2 separate regions of the Homo sapiens genome follow, and region 1 is linked to region 2. A link is a loop called in an ENCODE intact Hi-C map of the cell type or tissue named here. Cell type or tissue: gastrocnemius medialis. All regions are shown on one strand. Links, peaks and the distances in the headings refer to the core of each region. The heading gives the core; the rest is flanking DNA. Region 1 overlaps ITM2B (integral membrane protein 2B). Region 2 overlaps LINC01077 (long intergenic non-protein coding RNA 1077).

Region 1 (10,081 bases), core at 1,475-3,974, 330 kb before region 2:
TGGCACTTCCTTCCCAGTATAAATAATGTACCTAAAATGGCTGACATCATTACAAGCCTAAACCTCTGTTGTTTCCCACTTTCGTTTCTAGGCTTGAACAGCACTTGGACTAAGTCCAGCAACTGTAAGCGTCTTAATTTTAAAAGCGTTTCTTTACCTCCTTTTTCCACGGCCCTTCGGTAGTGGCAGGTGAACTTCACCTGGAGAGGGGACGAAGGGACAGTCCGCCCGAAGTAGGTTTGGGCTGTCTCTTACCATTACTAGTAAAGGCCAGTAATGACTATGTGGATGTTAGTGAAAAACCAATTGTTGGCATTTAAATTGTATCAGCGTCTTTGTGAGGACTCCTGCTGCGTGAAACTAAACATGAGAAATTTGCCCCCGGGTCCCTAATAAAATTCTCCTTTATTTTACAAAATCTCCCTTTAATCCTAGGAAAATTCATGAAGTGGGGCTGTTACTGTGTTGACTTTTAGTAGGTTACGATCATATTTACTTAAATATGAGTGTAATTGTCTCATAAGTTAAAAAAGCCCACAGCCTCTTACCCAGACCCTTTTTAGGCTGCAAAAATTAGAAATTAACTGTAAAGTTATGTTGCTTATCTTATTTTTTGTTGTTGTTAGCATTTTTCAAGACCTATTATCAGTAGGGTAAATTTAGTTTTAACTTAAAAAAATTGGTGTGCCACGTATGAATAATGGGAGTTTTTATATGGACGAATGAAAATTATTGCTGAAAAACAGGCCACTAATATACTGTAAAAAATTCACAATATAATGGTAATCTAGACATCATATTATAATTTATTATATTCTGAATATAATCTATCTTCAGAATATAATGGTAATCTTACTTTCTGGAAATGTTCTGATAAAAACAGACACGTCAGAGGTTGATTTCTAAATGACTTGCCTTGCCTTGAAATAGGAACAGTGAACTGATTCCCTAAAAGGATTAAAGGTTTTGGTTTTCGTATTGGTATTGTTTTCCTGAAGCCATTGCAAACAATCTTGGTCTTTAAAGAAAATGTTTGGAATGCACAGATGAAAATTGCAGTAGCAAATTATTATGTTAGCTCTTTGTTTATCTAACATTCGTTGTACCTAAAATAGATTGAGAGTCAAGTATCCAGTCACAACAGTCTCAAATATATGTAGTCTTAATGCTATCACATATATATATATACACACATACATTTAAAAATCCTATTAACAAATATAACTGCTCCCATTTAGAAAGGAGAGAGTGAGCGAGCATTGGATGATGTCACTTCAGACAGCTTTTCTCTGTTCCGCTGTAGTGGAGATTTGAAACTCTGGACAAACATCAGAATTACATTTGCTGAGCACCATTAAATCTGACTTCTGACAATTTTTGTCATTTCTGAAATAGTGACTCTGCCAGATTCTCAAAATTGCTCACGAGTTCACCATATTTAAATTTTGTGGTCATTGCAGCTATAAGTAATCATTGGTAGCTCCGTGCTTTGTTTTCCATTTTTTATTTTCTCAGATCCTCCATATCCAAAGAAAAATACTACTGGGACTAAAGAGTGAGGGCCAGAGTCGTCTTTGTAAACCACCCAGCAGTCACGGATGAGTTGGTAGATAAAAAATGACTAATTCTTTTTCCAGCTATAAGCTGAAAGACTTCTTTAGGGGATGACAAAATATTTCTCTACATTAAAAGTAGAATCCTTATAATCAGTCAGTCGCTTAACGGGAAAAGGAAAACCTTAATGACAGACTTTTGTGAAAGAAGTTCTGATCTCTTCATTTCAGAGCTTGGGCAGTGATTACATAATGTTCTCTGGCTCCTTGCGGGTGGCTCTGTGGCAGCCACCTTGTCTGACTGCCTGGACTGGGAACAGAATCAGCCTTAATGTGTTTTGCCGAGGGCATTTCCTTTGCCTGGTTGGTTGAAAGAATCAAACCAAGCTAGTTAATGGCCTAGAACTCCTGAACAAGAATTTTTCTTATCTTTAACCCTCCCAGATCACAATATCCCGCAGACCATTGTTTTCCAAAATGTGCTCTTAGGGACCACCTGCTCTGGTTTTAAAATGCAGATTCTGTTACCTTATGCCACAAGAATTCTGATCACTCTAATCAGCTGGCTTATATAACATGCATTCCAGTACTTTTACATTGCTCCTGTCTTTCTATTTTTTTCTTCTGCAGGGTGAGAACTCTCCAGAAACAGTTCTATTACCCCATTTTTCAGTCTTATCTTTTCAGCAGCTATTAATCCTAACAGCCATTTCTATTGATAGTTTTATCTCAACTAGCTTGCTGTTTATTCTTTTCCTGCATTTTCCCCTTAATTGTTTTCACCTTCCTCCTCTCCTAGTAGGCATAAAGCTCTTAGAGCTATAGAGACAGCAAAGATGGGATGTATTTTGGGTAGCAGAAGTGAATTTGAAATTATATACATGTTTTATGCTATAGGCAACAATTCATATATTTTTGTGGCAATACTTTGAACCTTGGGAAATTGTTTTATATTTGCAGATAACAAAATACTTGATGTACTGTATCAGAAGTCCCAGTTTTGTCATTACATAACTACTTGATCTTGGGCTTAAATTTTTAGGTTTTCTGTCTGTAAGATGAGAGGGTAGGACCAGATGGCCTGTAAGGATTCTTCCAGTTTCAAAAATCTATGAAGATGCTAGGATTACATAATTATATTTGGCAGACATTAAATTGTTTTAATTGTGAAAAATAGCAACTACCTCCTCACTCTAACCAGACTATTCCCTTTCTTCCTTTTGGTGTTTAACATGTTACATTCTTCCCTCATATCAAGTAGCAGTGGGTCAAAGAGAAAGGAGATGGGTAGAGGTATTATGTAATAAAGCACATTGTCACTTCTGTTTACCTCACAGTGAACAGTGAAGTTGTCAGCACCTCTTTGTTGCAATGCCTGCTTATGAAACCCCTTTTCCAGTATCAGGCCACAGAATAGCTTAAGCTTGCTTCATATGTATCCCTGCAAGTTGTTTTGCTGACAAATAGTGTTGCTTTCTCTCTACCCCACTTTGTAGATATTCTTTAAAAGGAGAGAGAAAAGTAAAGTGCTGATATAGGAGAGAAAATAGTGGCAGGGTGAGTGCAAGAGAGAAAGTGAAGGCCGACTCACCCAGTAAAAGTTTTGAGTTACCCATGACAAATGGCTGTTTAGACCCTGGTTCTTTACCCTTTCTGGTTTTCCCTATTCACACAATCAAGACTGAAGGTTTTGATAATTAAGCTTTTCGTTTGTGGTGGTGGTTTTGTTTGTGTGTTTTTTGGGGAGTGAGGAGAAGGGACATAAAATGCATGGCTGGCCATTTACTATAATGTTGATATAATGCTCTCAAGGGATTGAGAGCTTGGTTCTCTTTAACCAAAGTGCATCTTATTACCTAGTTATGTAATTCCGTGTTTGCAGATATTGGCCAGTGAAACTTTTACATTACATTTTGGTTCTCCATGAGGATATTAATATCTGAATTGAGGGTTTAGTGCTGGGAAATAAATGAATTGCGTCTGTGCATCCCAAATGCCTTGGCAGGACCTCCTGTGTACACATCCCTGACAGGACACTGCTGTAGCATATTGGGTGTGCAAGGTTGCATATTGCACAGGATTGTAGTCTTCCCAACTAGACAGAAATGAGTATAATATACTTGGCATAATAAGCCTGAGTGACCTCATGGAATTCAACTCTGACATATAAAAGGTTTATGTGACTGGAAGTATTTTTTAAGCAGAAATATCTCAAATACGTTTATGTTACAGGCCTATTTAAATTAATTTAGAATTTGACTTACAAGGTGTTTATTATGCATTTCCAAATCTTGACTTGTGGGTAAATGTACATAGAAACATGTACTAAGTAGTCATTGGGGGAGATTTTATTTCTCTTAGTTTTATCATACCATAACTTAAATGTCTGGCGTGTCTATTCAAAACCCACATTCTTTTTCCAAAAGGAAATACTACTTCCTGAATTCCTAGATTTAACTAAAGCTTCTTGTACTGCTTTGTATGTCAGTGTCAGTAAAGGAAGACTCAGAAAAAAAAATCTTTTTGGGTTACCAGTAAAATCATCCTCTTAAATTTTTTGGCAAACGTGGCATTTTATTAGAGCTTAAAGACTAAAGGAAAAGAAATTAAGGACTTTAGACCGTTACTGAAACCTGTTAAAGGATTTGACAATTCTGAATTTCTGAATGAGGTGATTTTTGCCTAAATGATATACAAAATATTAACACTGGAGCTGTGCTTCACAATGAAAGTCTTTTCCAAAGTAGACAGCTGAAAGTTGAAAATTGGAAATTATAACACTAAGGACATCATTTTTGAAAAATTTCCACTTAATTGTGATTATCCCTTTTAATTAGTACTTACAACACATATTTTTAATAGCTTTAAGGAGATCTACAATACAACCTCATTTTATAAGTGTTATCAACAATTGAATGAACAAGATTATTTTAAATTATTGTGCATTCTTTAAGCTCTTTTATTAGAGGAAAAAACTTTTTGCAGTATTTCTATAATTGTACTTGGGGAAAAATCAGGTAAGAATGAACGTAGACTTTTTATTCTTAAACAGAAAAGTTTGAATCTTGAGTTGTAGCGATGAGGAAATTACCCTTGTTTTTATGGTAGAGATATATTCTGATTTTTCACTTAATGTTTTATCTTTCAGTACTGATAAGTTACCAGCAATAATTTTATGATGTTGAACTAACATAAGTACGACAAAAGAGAAATAAAATTTTCACAGCTTATATATAATACCACTTCTGAGTTAAATATCCTGGACGTTTATTTGGGAAAGTGATACTAAGTATGGTGGTGGATATTTTGTACTTTGAAATTTTGAAATATTTGCATAAACCGTTTTTGGCATAGTTGAATTTCATACTTTAAAAAACAAGTTTGGTGGATTTTTGTGTTTATTTGAATGATTAACTTTAAGGCTCAAATTATTATTTTTTTTTAGTGAAAGCAAGTTTATTAAGAAAGTAAAGGAGTAAAAGAATGGTACTGCATAGGCAGAGCAGTCAAGATGCAAATTATTTTTAAAAGTTGTTTGTTTTCAGAATGAGTTAAGGATAAAGCTTAAGTCTTAACTATTTTCTCTGCTTATATATGATTATAATGTTTTAAATTATTTTATATAAAAATTTTAAAAGATGCATTGTTAATTAAATCACTTGAATCTCTGCAGTATCCAAAAGCAGACCCATTTTTATGCTGGGGAAAATGATTTTTGAGAGCTAGTCTATTTAGCTTTGCATTATCAGTTTTCAGTTTTTCATTTTATATAACTTTATCCAATTCATTTTTTCCTCCCTTTAATACTGGGACATAAAATTTCCTGTCTATCAGTTTTACCTAGGGCCGTGCTAGGCATCTTAAGCAGAGAAGGCAAATTCAGTGTCTCCTGGGCTGAAGCAGATGAATTGTTGAAGCTGGACTTTTTGCATATGAAACAAGTAAGAATATTCTTGGTTTTCCTGCCAGGCGCAAGCCACCGCCTGTAATCCCAGCACTTTGGGATACTGAGGCTGGTGGATCACCTGAGGTCAGGAGTTCGAGATAAGCCTGGCCAACATAGCAAAATTCTGTCTCTACTAAAACAAAAATTAGCCAGGCGTGGTGGCATGCGCCTGTGATTCCAGCTTTTTGGGAGGCTGAAACAGGAGAATCGCTTGAATCTGGGAGATGGAGGCTGCAGTGAGCTGAGATTGCGCCATTGCATTCCAGCCTGGGTGACACAGCAAGACTCTGTCTCAAAAAACAAAAGAATATTCTTGGTTTTCATTTTTAAAACATGAGTCCAGTGTTGCTGGATCCTCCAATTTTCCAAGGCAAGCTAAAAATCAGTACTATTTTAATTTATACAACAATTTTAGCCCAAAACACTGAAGGCATGGGCCACTATTTTATAATCTCCTTTAAAGTGGAACGCAGGACTGGCAAATTATAGCCTATATCTTCAAATACTGCCTGCCTGCTGTTTTTCTGTAGCCCATGGGGTAAGAATGATTTTTATATTTTTTAATGGTTGGGAAAAATATCAAAGGAATGATATTTCTCCTTTTTGCCCAGTACCCTCACTGAATTGTTGGGGAGGGGCTGCTGCTATTCAGGAAGCAGCAGCACTAGCAGAATTCAGGTTATACAGTCATTCTTCAAAAGATTTAAATTTTGTCTCTATCACTTACTTTGATACCTTGGGTAAGTTACTTCAGTTCTCTGTGTCTCAGTTTTTTCATCAGCAAAATAGGGAAAATAATAATCTGTAACAATAATAGCACAATGCCTGGAACAGAGTTAAAAATTAGTAGATTTCAGCTACTGTTATTTTTATTTATTTTTTTGTTGAGAAACAGTCTTGCCCTGTCACCCAGGCAGGAATGCAATGGTGTGATCTTGGCTCACTGCAGCCTCTGCCTCCCGGGTTCAAGTGATTCTCCTGCCTCAGCTTCCCAAGTAGCTGGGATTACAGGCACCTGCCACTATGCCTGGCTAATTTTTTGTATTTTTAATAGAGACGGGGTTTCACCATGTTGGCCCGGTTGGTCTCGAACTCCTGACCTCTTGATCAACTACTATTATTAAAGTCCCAGTTTTCTCTCCTCATCATTCTTGTTTTGGAATATTACTTCTTATATTACTGTTACTGCTTATCCCTGCCTCACATGTCAGTAACAATATTGTTGGTACTTTTTTCACAGCAAGGCATTCTGGTAAAGATTGATTCCTGCAACATAAAAACCCTTAGGATTCAGTAGCTGTACCGATTTCATTTAAAAATGTTATTTATTCATTACATAATAGGTGTTAATAGAATTTGAGTTTTACCAAAGTAATACTAAATTTTAATATGCAAATATATAGTCCTGCCCTATGTCAGAGGAACATACTTTAAAAAAATTGTAGCATCATTGTATACAGTAAAATGCATAGATCATGAGTGTACAGTTAGATAATTTTAAGTCTGTATACCTGGGCTCTAACTCCCAATCAAGCTGAACATTGTTATCAACTCAGAAAGTTATCTTGTGTCCTTTTACAATTTGTTCTCCTTAGAGGTAACCACTATTCTAATTTTTCTCCCCATAGATTAATTCAAAGCAATCATATTCACTTATTAGCTTCTTATGGTCTTTTATTACCATGGTGACCACTAGACCCTCTTCTGCCTTTGTGCAATTTAGAAAAAGATCCCCTCTCTGGTGGTTTGGAGAATAGAGCATCAGTTGGTTTCTAGACCTACTGATTCCCTTGGCCTGGCATCCTTGTACTGGAAACAACCTGCCCAACCATACATGGCGATCTTAACTCCATGTTTCTCACTTTTTGCCCCAGTAGGGCGTGGTGCGGCGGGCAGCAGAGTCTTGCTCTGTCACCCAGGCTCGAGTGCAGTGGCATGATCTCGGCTCACTGCAACTTCCGCCTCCCAGGTTCAAGTGATTCTCCTGCCTCAGTCTCCCGAGTAGCTGGGATTACAGGTGCCCACCACCACTCCCAGCTAATTTTTGTATTTTTAGTAAAGACGGGGTTTCACCATGTTGACCAGGCTGGTCTGGAACTCCTGACCTCAAGTGGTCCACCCACCTCGGCCTCTCAAAGTGCTGGGATTACAGGCTGAGCCATAGCACCTGGCCCTCCATGTTTCTCTTTTAACTCCCTATTTCTCTAAATCAGTGGTTGTTAAACATTTTGCTCTGAGAACTCCTTTATAGTCTTAAAAATTGTTCAGGATCCCAAAGAGCTTTTGCTTTATGTAGGTTATATATATTTCCAAATAACCAAAAAGATTTAAGAAGACTAACAGTAACATTGTTTTACATTCGGCAGTGCCCTTTATTGAATAGCTTAATAGAAGATAGCCGGATTTTCCTATCAAATTCTTCATTCAGTCTGTTGTGATATGGTGCTTAGCTTCTGGAAAATTGCACTGTACAATTTTTATTGTATATAAACATAGCGAGAGAATGAAAGTGAAAATGACAGTTTTATTATTTAAACTAACACAGTCTTAGTTTTATTATGAAAAAAGTTTGACCTTGTGGACCCCCTGAACGGGTGTGTTCCTGGACCACATTTGCAGAACATCTATTCTAAATATTTGCTTATACTGCTGTTTCATGGTTTGTTTTCATTTGTTTTATTTTTTGCAGTTTTAGATAATACCTATTGATAATAGCTACATGGAAGGTGAATATTTAGCTTTTTCTGAATATTTACACACTGCACACATGATCTCTTCTCCTGTTCTAGCAATTTCTGGTTAAATTGATATTTAGTGTTTTTTATTATAATTAACATAAACATTAGTTACATTTGAGTATTGTAGTATACTTTTATTTTACTTCCATTCTTGTATAACAACTTTTTATTTTCCCTGAATTTGATCATGCTTCTTGGGGCAGGAGAGAGGGTTCCTTAATTTTCTACATACTTACTGCTCATTCATTCCTCAGACTCTGACAGCAGTATAATTGTCTTTCTGTGTCTTCAAACTCACCAGGTAACTTACCAAGTTTCTTTCTTTCTTTCTTTCTTTTTTTTTTGATGATTTCTTGCCCATCATTCATTAGTTTTCTATTCCAGACTGGTTGCACTCATACAAATGTCCTGAGAGTCATAATCATCTTGGAAGAATTGCCTTTGTCTTTATCACATGCTAGATCTACAGTTTCATAAATCTGAAGAAAAAGATAAATTTTTAAAAAATCTTACGTGTCTCAGAATCGTTATTCCATCCTCATATTTGATAATTTATCTGGGTGTAAAATTCTAGGTTAGCATTCATTTTTCTCTCAGCATTTTGATGGCATTGCTCCATTATCTTCTAATGTGATGCCATTCTGATTCCTTGTTTGTACATGACTTTTTTTCCCCCTTTGGTTGTCTACAGGCTGGTGATTTTCTCCTTATATCTTTTTTTTCTTTTTTCTTTTATGCTTTCAGCTTTCAACATTTTTATTGACATGACTTGTCTGCTGTCATTCATTTTCATTCTTTGTGGCTTAAGGTTTATTTGTTTTATCCCTTTACTGTCGCTTTATTGAGCTTTCAGGAGGAAGTAAACAAACATTTCACTGGAAATCAATATTAGAACTTCAACTTAGCTATCTTGATAGCTTTTTAAAGATTTGTTAGAATATTTCCTTTTACATTAAAAATTGACTTAATGATAATTAATAATGGATAATAATGGAAACCATCTGAATTACCATTAGCATTAATTTAAGATCAGACAGGATGGTCTAGAAAGATTGATGAGGCATCCTCTGATCGTCCTCTTCAAAGTTCCAAGATTGTCTCCTTCATGAGGAATTTTAGAGGCAACTCATTACCAACTTTGTAGTTTTGCTTTGTGGCATTATTACTCCAACTAACTTAAAAAAGTTTCATTTTTGTAATTAATATGTTGCCTTTTTCATTTATGTTGAAATGCTTATGTGCTGGTGTGCCTTAGTTATTTTCCTTTATTGTTTTAAGTTCACATGTATGTGATTTTAATACTTTTTGCTACCATCCTTTGTAATTTGTTGAACAACAGAGAAAAGCCCTATTAATTTTGACAACATATTAAAAGTAATATTACTGCCTTTGTAATAGTTCACACATGTAGGGCTTATTAGTGTGGGTCAATTTAAGTAAACCTTTTACAACAGTAGAAATTCATGCTGTGGGCCGGGCATGGTGGCTCACGTCTATAATTCCAGCACTTTGGGAGGCTGAGGCAGGAGAATTGCTTAAGAACAGCCTGGGCAACATAGTGAGACCTCCACCTCCACAAAAAAATTTAAAAATTAGCCATGTGTGGTGGTGCACATCTGTAGTCCCAGCTACTTGGGAGGCTGAGGTAGGAGGATCACTTGAGCCCAGGAGGTTGAGGCTGCAGTGAGCCGTGATTGCACTATTACACTCTAGCTGGGGTGACAGAGCAAGACCCTGTCTCAAAAAAAAATTAATTAATTAATTAAAAAGTATATATATTTAATAAAAAAAATCAGGCTATGTGGTTTCTGGTTAGGAGTATTATCCAAGTGTGACATGGTGTC
Region 2 (10,081 bases), core at 3,668-6,167:
CCACCAAACTGCACCTGAGTCGGGTAATTCTTGGATTATTTCACCGATCTTAGGTAGAGTGTAAGAAACTCCTGTAGTCACTAATTCAACCAGAAGGAAGAATTCAGGCTTTTTCTCATATCTGCACACAGAAAAAAGTGGCTCTCCTCAAGTTAGCCAAGGTACAGACCAGAAAACAAGTAGTAGTTGCAATGATGAAACAGTCTGCACACAAGCAACTCGATCAGCCAGAGCAGGGAGTGGGAAACATAGGTATGTGTGAGTGTGTTAGCATGAGTGTGAGTGTGCATGTGCGTGTGCCCCAGATGAGGCATGCTGGTGAGGTCAGTCTTCTGAGGACCACAGATTTAGCCCAGGGACAACATGAGGCATCAGCCTTTAATTTCTGTAGGCTTCAGGTAACATTCCATCTATTAGGCTATATTTCACAGGTATGCTTGCAACTGGGAACGTGAGAAATGTATTCTTGAAATTTCATGTGGCTCATCTGACTTTGCCACATCAAATCAAAATGTCCTTCATCTCAGAGGTACTGCAGGTGGATTCTCCAGATTTCGGAGGAGGTACTAGAGAGTGATAATCTCATCAAAGATATTCCTGCCTTTTGTGTCCTAGGGTCTGTGACACACAGGCCCTTAGTTATTATGAGGCCTGTAAGTCTTCTGTGGGGAGTGCGTTAGGGGATGATGGAGAGAAACTTTATATGTTTAATTCAATTGTACTCGTTATTAAAGCTTATTCAATATATTTACAATACAATATAAAACTTTAGGTGATGTCTGAATCAAACATCTATTAAACAAATTGCAATATGTTTGGAACTTCATTCTAATTTTCCCATTAATTACCTAAATTCATTTATAAACTTCATACACCACCACTTATAGTTTTTAGTTCTGTAATATACACGTACATATATGAGTACAGTGTATATTCTTTGCTTTTAGGAAATCCAGTATAGGAAAATCTAAAGTTGGAAAACAGATAACCCTCAAGGTGATTATTTATATGATCAAATAATTGGTTACTTTCCAAAAGTCCCTTTCAATGAAAAAAAAAAAAAACAATAAAAAACTAAATCAAATCCATAAATATAAACTAAGTACCTAATCTTATGAGCAAGAAAGAGGAGAATGAATATACAAAGAAGACCAAGATTAATTTGGGGTATTTAAGACTTTATAGGCTGGGCACGGTGGCTCAGCCTGTAATCCCAGCACTTTGGGAGGCCAAGGTGGGCGGATCACCTGAGGTTGGGAGATCGAGACCATCCTGGCTAACATGGCAAAACCCCATCTCTACTAAAAATGCAAAAAATTAGCCAGGTGTGGTGGCGGCACATGCCTGTAATCCCAACTACTCAGGAGGCCGAGGCAGGAGAATCGCTTGAACCCGGCAGGCAGAGGTTGCCGTGAGCCGAGATCACGCCATTGCACTCCAACCTTGGCAACAAGAGCAAAACTCTTAAAAAAAAAAAAAAAAGAAAAGAAAACTTTGTATGGTTTAAGTGGCTTCAAAAGCATCATTTACATAACATTAACCACATGACTGGTGGGTAGAGTTGTTTCTGTCCATTAGATTCCTTCCTCAGGGAGCCACTTATCCCTGTTTGGGCCTGCAAGATCTTATGTCTTTTTTTTACGTAAACCTATAGGTCTTTGAATGTTTTTCTACTTTCTGGTACAGAACAGGCTTACCTTGTACTTTCTCTCTCCTAGCCCTGAACCTATTCAGTTTCTCCAAGATGCCCAGTGCAATGATATTTAGAAACCAAAATCTGGGTATCAGATGTGTCCATTGCTACTGAGATATTACTGCTTCTTGGCCCCTTTAGTAGAGATAGTTAGAATACATATTTATTTAAATTGTGACTGAATCTTACTGAATCCCCTGTTCCCAATTCAAAACCAAAGAGTTTTTCCTTTAATGGAAAGGCGTTCTACATTCTTTAACTCAAATCAGTGATCCCTAGTCAGGAGTGGTTCTTGACTCATGTTCAAGTTTGTAATCATTTATTTCTTATTTTGCTCCTAAAGTGACCCAGTAAGGGAAAGCTGATGTGAAGCCTGATTAGCTTTTACCGTGATCCCTTTTCCTAAGGAGCTTTCAACAGTTTCCATTCATTTTGCCTGACTCAGAAGGTACAATCTCTTATTTCTTTTAGTACCTTAAAAAACAAACAAACAAAAACACCACTTTCCAAAATCCTGTGTATTTCACATATGTCTAAGGTTTTGAGGACAACCCAACCTATACAGCTTTCTCCAAGGATTGTAGAGGAGAGGGAACAGAGCAGAGAGGGGATGACTGCCTCGTGATCTTGTACAGTCCACTGCTTACTGTTTGAAGTCTTGAGACTAGGAGACTCATATTTCTGCTACCAGATAATTAAGATACAGCATCTTAATTATCCTTCTATCATCATGCAGATCAATGGTGTGCCATGTAAAATTTTTCTGAACTTAGCATTTTCACTGCTTCCAAAGGGCTGCACTATTTCATAAAAAGAAAACTGTGTTTCATAACAAAACGTTGCATAATTAAAGTGACTGTAACAATGACAAAAATGTGAATTTCCTCCTTCTCTTTCCTTTCTTTGAAGTCAAATGGGGAACCAAAATGGAATGTAAACGGAAGCTTTTTTGTCTTCCTTCTATCAAGCTTTGTTTGAGGTTCCAAATTCAATACACAGCTAGCACTGAGGAGGGTGTAGCAAATTTTCCAGCAGTTGCAGCCAGGATTAACTGTACTGCCTTCTTTGCCAAATCCATTCGTAAGACAAAACTGAAACAGGTCCTGAAGCTTTGTCATCTTTGAAATTGAGGCCCAACACACGGTGCAGAAAGTGCTGGACTTGAGAAAATCTGGGTTTGGGGCCAGTTTTTCCGCTTTAGTGCCAAGTGTCCTTGGGCAAAGCATTGGTTCCCTTTGAGGCTGTTTCCTTCCCTGTAAAACAAAAATAAAAGTCATGTTCTTGCTTACCTCATAAGGGCGTTTGAGGCTCAAATTAAATGTGATAATGTCAAAGAGCTTTGCAAACTCTAAAGAACTATGAATATAAAGTGTTATTAGAAGCTGTTGAAAGTAAATAATGGGGCAGCTTAATTCAAGTAATTTCAAATGCCTCAGGGTACAAAGAGCTGTGTGAGAGTCTTAGATATTTGCACTGCCCTGTGGTAATAAGAGAAGAGAGGGCGGGCTGAGGTGGGGAAGGTAGCATGACTCCTCTTTCCCGGTAAAGGTGGGCTGGGGTTGGAGAGAGAGATATTGAAGTTGGGGAAGGCAGGAGACGTCACAGCAGTTTGTAGAATGCAATTATGATGATGAGATGGGATTTAGCTAACAGGAGAGAGAAGGATGGTAGGAACGGCCAAATGTGCTTCAGAAATAGCAGAAGTAGGGCAAAAGATGTGGCTCAGAAATAGCAATAAATACATAAATAAATAAATCAGAAATGAAGGCCAATAAATGTCGGAGGAGGAGGTTACACATATAGGGAGATCCTGGGGGGAAAGGAGTTTCCAGGCTTAGTGACAAAGGAGCCTGAAATGAGGATCCCAGGGTGTCAGCAGTTGATGTCCTGAGCCAGCAGTCTCCAGACACTCATTTGCATTTATGAGTGCCTACTATGTGCCAGGCACTAGAAAGAAGGCTCTGTTTTCAAACAAAATCTTACAAGAACCCCAATATGTAAAACAGAAAAATTTGACGCTGCTCTGTTGAAGCAAGGCCTGGGGGACTCAGAGACATTCAGCTTTCCTCCGGATCCATTGGTAGCTCACAAAACATCTCTGCAGGGAGTGAGGCCTCTACTGAGAGACAGAGATAGTACCACTCAACCATGTTAACTCCAGCGCCTAGGACATGATAAGCGTTCAATATTTCCTGCATGAATGAGTGCATGTACGCATGAATGAATGCACAAAATAGAGTGGGTGGTCTGTAGGAAAGAATTCAGATAAATGGGTGCAGTGGATTCCATAACTGCATAGTGAGGCTATAACTTAGCAACCATGAATAGTTAATACATAAAGGTTTCTCAATCTTCAGACATGGAATGGTGGGTGGGTCACCAAGACTGGCTTGCCAGAGGCCGAGGGAGACACATTCGTGTGTGTCCAGCCACAGCAGCCAAAGTTAGAGAGCGTAAGACAAGACAGAACAAGAGAAAGCTTCTACTGACAATGTCTTGGTCACTTCATTGCAAAAACAAAGCTAGTCCAGTGCTCTGCTCCTGTGTGGTGGGGCAGGCTGTCTTCAGAATCACAGAACACAAGAAAAACAGCTGACATTTATCATGTGCTACTTGCCAGGCACAGAAGCAGTCCTTTTATGTGTGGTGGGTAGAACAATGGCCCCCTAGAGACCTCTATACCCCAATCCCTGTAGTCTATAAATATTCTATGTTACGAGGCAATGGAGAAACTAAGATTGCTAACCAGCTGACTGTGAGGTGGGAAGAGTGTCCTGGATTATCCAGGTGGGCCCCATGTCATCACAGCATCCTTGCAGGTAACAGTGGCAGGCAGGCAAGTCACAGAAGGAGCTGAAAGGACAGGAGCACATGTTGGAGTGATGTGATGTGATGTGATTTGAGAACTTGACTGGTCACTGCAGTTTTTGAGATGGAAGAGGGCCACAGGCCAAAGCAATGCAGGCAGCCTCCAGGAGCTAGAAAAGCAAGGAAATAGATTCTCCCCTAGACCCTCCTGGCCCTGCTGATACCTTGATCTTAGCCCAGCAAAACCCAGTTCAGACTTCTGACCTCCAGAACTGGAAGATTAAAAAATTTGTGTTGTTTTTAGCTACTACATTTATAGTAATTTTTTTTACAGCAGCCATTGGAAATGAATACAGATGTTCTCACTCCACCTTCATGTGACAGCCCTAACAGTTGGGTACTTACTGTTGGTATCTTGCAGATGAGTAGAATGAGGCATAGAGAGTTTGGGTCACTTGACCTAGTGGTGCAACAGGCGGCCAGACTCCACAGCCTGCTCTGTTTATCACACTGTCCCCTGGAGTGGCTTTACTTCCTCCTCCCCACAAATGAGAAAATGAGGCCCGAGAGATGTGTTCTGACCTGTCCCAGGTCACATGCAAGTTTGAGGAGACAAAGCTCAAACTATGCCCCAGGAGAATGATATAGACCAGTGCTTCACATACTTAAAGTCTCATCAGAATGCAGGTTCCAATTTAGCAGGTCTGTCTGAGATGGGCTCTAGGACCCTGTGTTTGTAAACAGCTCACAAGTGAGGTCTGGCCTCTGGGTCTGGAGCGGCTGTAGAAGCAGCTTCTGTTCTCTGCTTCGGGGCTCTGAGAATGTAGGGTCACTAGAAGAGGCTTGGGCTTCTAGTGGGATGAAGATGACGGGGCACTGGGAGGGAGAGAGGAGGCTTGGAGACGGGGAGACACAGGCACCGACGGCCATGCGACAGTCCTGTGTGGAATGAAATTTAGGGAAAGGTCAGGGCTAACCAGAAGGATATAACTCTTTGTGCTGCCCAAGAGAAAGATGTCACTCATAAGTGATGATTATTTTTGTCATTTAAAAAGTCATTAAAAACACTCACATGTAATTCCAGCGCTTTGGGAGGCCAAGGCAGCAGGATCGCTTGAGCTCAGAAGTACAAGACCAGCCTGGGCAACATAGGGATACCTCATCTCTATTAAAAATTTAAAAAATTAGCTAGGCATGCGCGTGCATGCCTATAATCCCACCTACTCTAGACGCTGAGGCAGGAGGATCATCTGAGCCTGGGGAGATGAGGGCTGCAGTGAGCTATGATTGTGCTACTGCACTCCAGCCTGAGTGACAGAGTGAGACCATAATTCAGAAAAAAAAAAAAAAAAAAGAAAAGAAAAGTTATCCGAAGCTTGAAGCTTGAAGGCATGGGTCGGGCATGGTGAATAGCACAGACAGATGGAGGACATTCTGTCTGCCACAGAGCCTAAAATATCTACACGAGATTGTGGGAGAAAACCCAACAGCCTTCATTTCCTGCCATGTGTTTTATGTAATTCTTTTATTTTATTTTTTATTTTTGAGAGAGACAGAAAGAGATAGTGTGCTTGTTCTTCGAGAAATGTCTCTAAAGTTTTGGCAGAATCAAAAGGCTAGTACCCCAGGCCCCTTCCTCTCCTGAGGCCCCACACCGCCCACTCCACAGACAGCAAACAGCCCCAGGAGGGTTGCTACTCTGTAACTGCGGTCATGGACCCCTGAGTCTTCATTTTAAAAGAATCCATGCACCCCTCTGTTTGTGTGTGGGGTGCTGGGAGAGTCTCTAACCTATTTCACTGAAACTGAATAATTTCCAGTTGTCTGTGGCTACCGCAGCTGCCTGCAGACTAGGAATGTTCTGGTTTCATTTTGAAACAACTCCCAGGCATGCAGGCAAGAAGTATCAACTTTCCTCTCAGATATGTGAACTCAGAGAGGAAGCCAAAGTTTGGCTGACTGGTTTCTAGGAGTACAGAGTGAAAACGTTGCTTGTATTTATTTAAAATGGCTAAAAAATGAGAACTTTTTTTTAAAAAAATAATCATATGTGGCACTATTCTTTTAAATCCAACAGCAGTTTTTATAGGGAATAATATGTAGATGGATAAATAAGTAGACAAATACTCTTTTTCATTATTTCATTAGGTCAATATGGAAAATGCTCAATAGGCCTTTTGAACACTTTAAAGGACTCCAAAGATGTTGGAGAAAATGGAACATTCATTCGTACTTTTTTAGATAGATAATAATGTAGATGCATAGAGAAATATCCAGAAGGATATTCATCAAAATGTTAACAGTATTTGTCTCTGGATGACAGAATTTAGAGGAGGTTTTTTTTTTTTCTTTTTCTTTTTTATACTTCTCTCTCTCTCTCTCTCTTTTTTTTTTTTTTTTTTTTTGTGAGACAGTCTTGCTCTGTCACCCAGGCTGGGAGTACAGTGGCGTGATCTCGGCTCACTGCAATGTCTGCCTCCTGGGTTCAAGCAATTCTCTCTGCTTCATCCTCCCAAGTAGCTGGGATTACAGGTGCCCGCCACCACACACAGCTAATTTTTGTATTTTTAGTAGAGACAGGGTTTCACCATGTTGGCCAGGCTGGTCTTGAACTCCTGACCTCAGGTGATCTGCCCACCTTGGCCTCCCAAAGTGCTGGGATTACAGGCATCAGCCACCACGTCTGGCCTATATTTCTTTTTTGGTTTTTTTTTTTAATATTTTTTTCCTGTACTCCCAGCACTTCAGGGGGCCGAGGCAGGAGGATTGCTTGAGCCCAGGAATTGGAGGCTAGGCTGGGCAACATGGCAGAGCCCTGTCTCTACACAAAGAATACAAAAATTTGCCAGGCATGGTGGCATGTGCCTGTAGTCTCAGCCACTCAGGAGGCTGAGGTGGGAAGATCACTTGAGCCTGGGAGGTCAAGGGTGCAGTGAGCTGTGATTGTGGCACTTCACTCCAGCCTGGGTGATAGAATGAGACCCTGGGTCCAAAAAAAAAAAAGTGTGTGTGTATTATATTATATACACATATTTCAGTAGCTTTTGGGGCACAAGTGGTTTTTGGTTATATGGATGAATTATATAGGGATGAATTCTGAGATTTAGTGCACCCCATACTTGGCACAATTGACCTTCCATGCTCCTTAATGTAGAGTTTGCAAAATGGAGCTTTAAGGTACTTCTAAAATAAGTTTTCTACTAACCATCCCAGCTTAGGGGTTCACCTCAAAGGGTAGTGGTAATTCTTCAGGAAAATAATGAAATATGTTGATCAGTTGCCTGGCTCAGTCAGCAAACACTGAGGTGCCTATAAAGTCCAAGGAAGGTGTTTTGCTGGGTTCTGAAGAATAGCTTCTCTTTGCTTCCAGTCAGGTCCCAGGTGCGCAGTGTGACAGTTCTGCCTGCTGAGCACTTAGGTGAGGAGGACTCCGGCCATCAGGGGAACTTGAGGCTATGGGGTTTTCAGTTGTCAATCTAGAGTAGCGAAAAAACAAGCTTGAGGGTTACACGACCCTTGTTATCTGTGTCGTCTCGTTCAGGCCCAACACTTCCTGCTATTCTTTTCCACTATGGTCTTGTGTCATCATCTGCAAAATATGAATAAAAATACTTCCTCCCAGGAGTATTGTGAGGATTAAAGGAGACAATATGAATGGCACAAAGTAGGCCTCTAAAAATGTTTCTTCCTCCAAGAGCCCGAAGCAAACAGGGGATTTTCAAGAATAATTTCTGTTTGGCTATGGGATATGTTATGTTACCTTTCTGCCTTAAACTGATCCACCAGTTGATTTATATTTTACTTGGTCTACCAGTAATATTAACTTTTATTTCTTTTGAACATACAACTGATGATGGGAGAGGCAGATCCAAAGTGCTATTTGTGGTAGTCTGTTGTGGTTACAATTCACAGAATGCATACATACATGCACATAAAGGAGAAATGGCTGTGTTTAGAAAAAATGGTCATACATAAATAAGTTGATTACTTTGGTGATGGGAAACTAAGATTCAATGTCAGAAGAGACCTTTGGTGACTACTAGTAGCTTTTGAGGATCAGAAAAGTTAGATGGCTTTTCCTTTCTTTCTTGCCCTCTCCCATCACACACACACACATACACACTCACACTACATCCTTTGCCAGCAGGCAGGGAAAGCACTCCCAGGGTGATACTGATATGAATGTTCTTTCCTTGCCCCCAACTCACCCTGCTCAAGTCACATAGCTAAGGTCAGCTTTGGGGAGCCAGATGCCAGCCCTGTCCCTTCACTGTCCTCAAGCTCCTGGGATCCTCAGGGCAGAGGTGTACAATGGTTCCCATCATCGTGGAGGGACTGGCACATTTGCCTGTTTCCTGCCTGAGTACCAACTAGAGGAAATGAAACTTACATGGCAGGGCCCTCACTTGCGCCAGCCCTTCTAAGGCCCTAGAACTAGGTTCTTATGGTTGTATGATTTCTGTAAAATTTGTAAGAAATATTTGAACAACCATCAGTTAAGACCCTGTTCTCTTCCACCCATTTCTGATGTCCCCCCATCATTCTTCCTCATTTGTCAGTGGCATTGTGTGTCCGTGCATTTCTAGGGAGTTGCGCGGGGGATTCATTTAGTTTGGGTTTAGTGGGATGTGTATATGTGTGTTGTAGCCTCTTCCAGGTAGAGTTAAGCTGTTGCTGGGAATACTCCTATTGCTCACTGTGTTGACTCAGTGGGAGCTGTGACAGGAAGGTGAAGGAGACAGAGGCCATGTCATGACATGACCTTAAGTATAAGGAGAGTGGAGGATAAACAAGGTTTGAAATGTTTGAAGCTGGAAGATAGTCTATGGAGCATTCTTGCAATTGTCAGTAAGTAGAAAATTCAGTTGTCAAAGAAGACTAGTGAAAATACAAGTTCTTTCCTGTCAGGAATATACTGGAAAATGCAGCATAGATGACTTTAATATACCATATGTATTTTTCTTTCCTATATTGATGAGAATCACATGCCACAACATCTATCTCTGAGTTTATAGGCAAGTCTGAAGCAGTACTACAAAAGCAAGGTGTCTCTAGCAGTTTATGAATGAAAAAAGCAAAAGCTTGATAGACCTTATTGTCGTATGATTTCTGTAAAATCTGTAAGAAATATTTGAACAACCATCAATTAAGACCCTGTTCTTTTCCACCCATTTCTGATTCCTCCCATCATTCTTCCTCATTTGTCAGTGGCATCATGTGTCCGTGCATTTCTAGGGAGTTGCGTGGGAGACTCATTTAGTTTGGGTTTAGTGGGATGTGTATATGTGTGTTGTAGCCTCTTCCAGGTAGAGTTAAGCTATTGCTGGGAATACTCCTATTGCTCGCTGTGCTGACGGACATTGCAGTGAGCTGAGATTGTGTCACTGCACTCCACAAATAAGTCATTTAATCCTCAAACAAGGAAGTAGTTTCTTTCTTTTTTTTTTTTTGAGGTGGAGTCTTTCTCTGTCACCCAGGCTGGAGTGCAGTGGGGTGATCTTGGCTCACTGCAACCTCTGTCTCCCGGGTTCAAGCTATTCTCCTGCCTCAGCCTCCTGAGTAGCTGGGACTACAGGCACG

Evidence for each region. Hi-C counts contacts between places; a loop is a spot of excess contacts. Peaks named below come from ENCODE experiments on the same cell type or tissue, not always from the same donor. Only the 100,000 strongest peaks of a DNase experiment are listed, where the experiment ranks them.
Region 1: a loop joins it to region 2, with 3 times the contacts of the local background. A loop is called at or near these places in 37 of 110 quality-filtered maps.

The regions. Positions count from the first base shown.
Region 1 is chr13:48,233,839-48,243,919 of GRCh38, forward strand. The region is part of intron 1 of ITM2B (integral membrane protein 2B); the gene reads left to right. Among named protein-coding and RNA genes, the nearest start is that of ITM2B, 5.7 kb to the left of the region's middle. RefSeq lists enhancers at 1-576, 1,681-2,268, 7,463-7,963. In gastrocnemius medialis, for the core only: no CTCF peak of the experiment used is centred there; DNase peaks (open chromatin) are centred at 1,863 and 2,923; H3K4me3 peaks cover 2,338 bases; H3K27ac peaks cover 2,500 bases.
Region 2 is chr13:48,565,402-48,575,482 of GRCh38, forward strand. It overlaps LINC01077 (long intergenic non-protein coding RNA 1077), which reads right to left. Exons shown (of 2, transcript NR_170270.1): 2 at 2,197-2,946. Among named protein-coding and RNA genes, the nearest start is that of LINC00462, 10 kb to the right of the region's middle. In gastrocnemius medialis, for the core only: no CTCF peak of the experiment used is centred there; a DNase peak (open chromatin) is centred at 5,000; H3K4me3 peaks cover 198 bases; H3K27ac peaks cover 2,500 bases.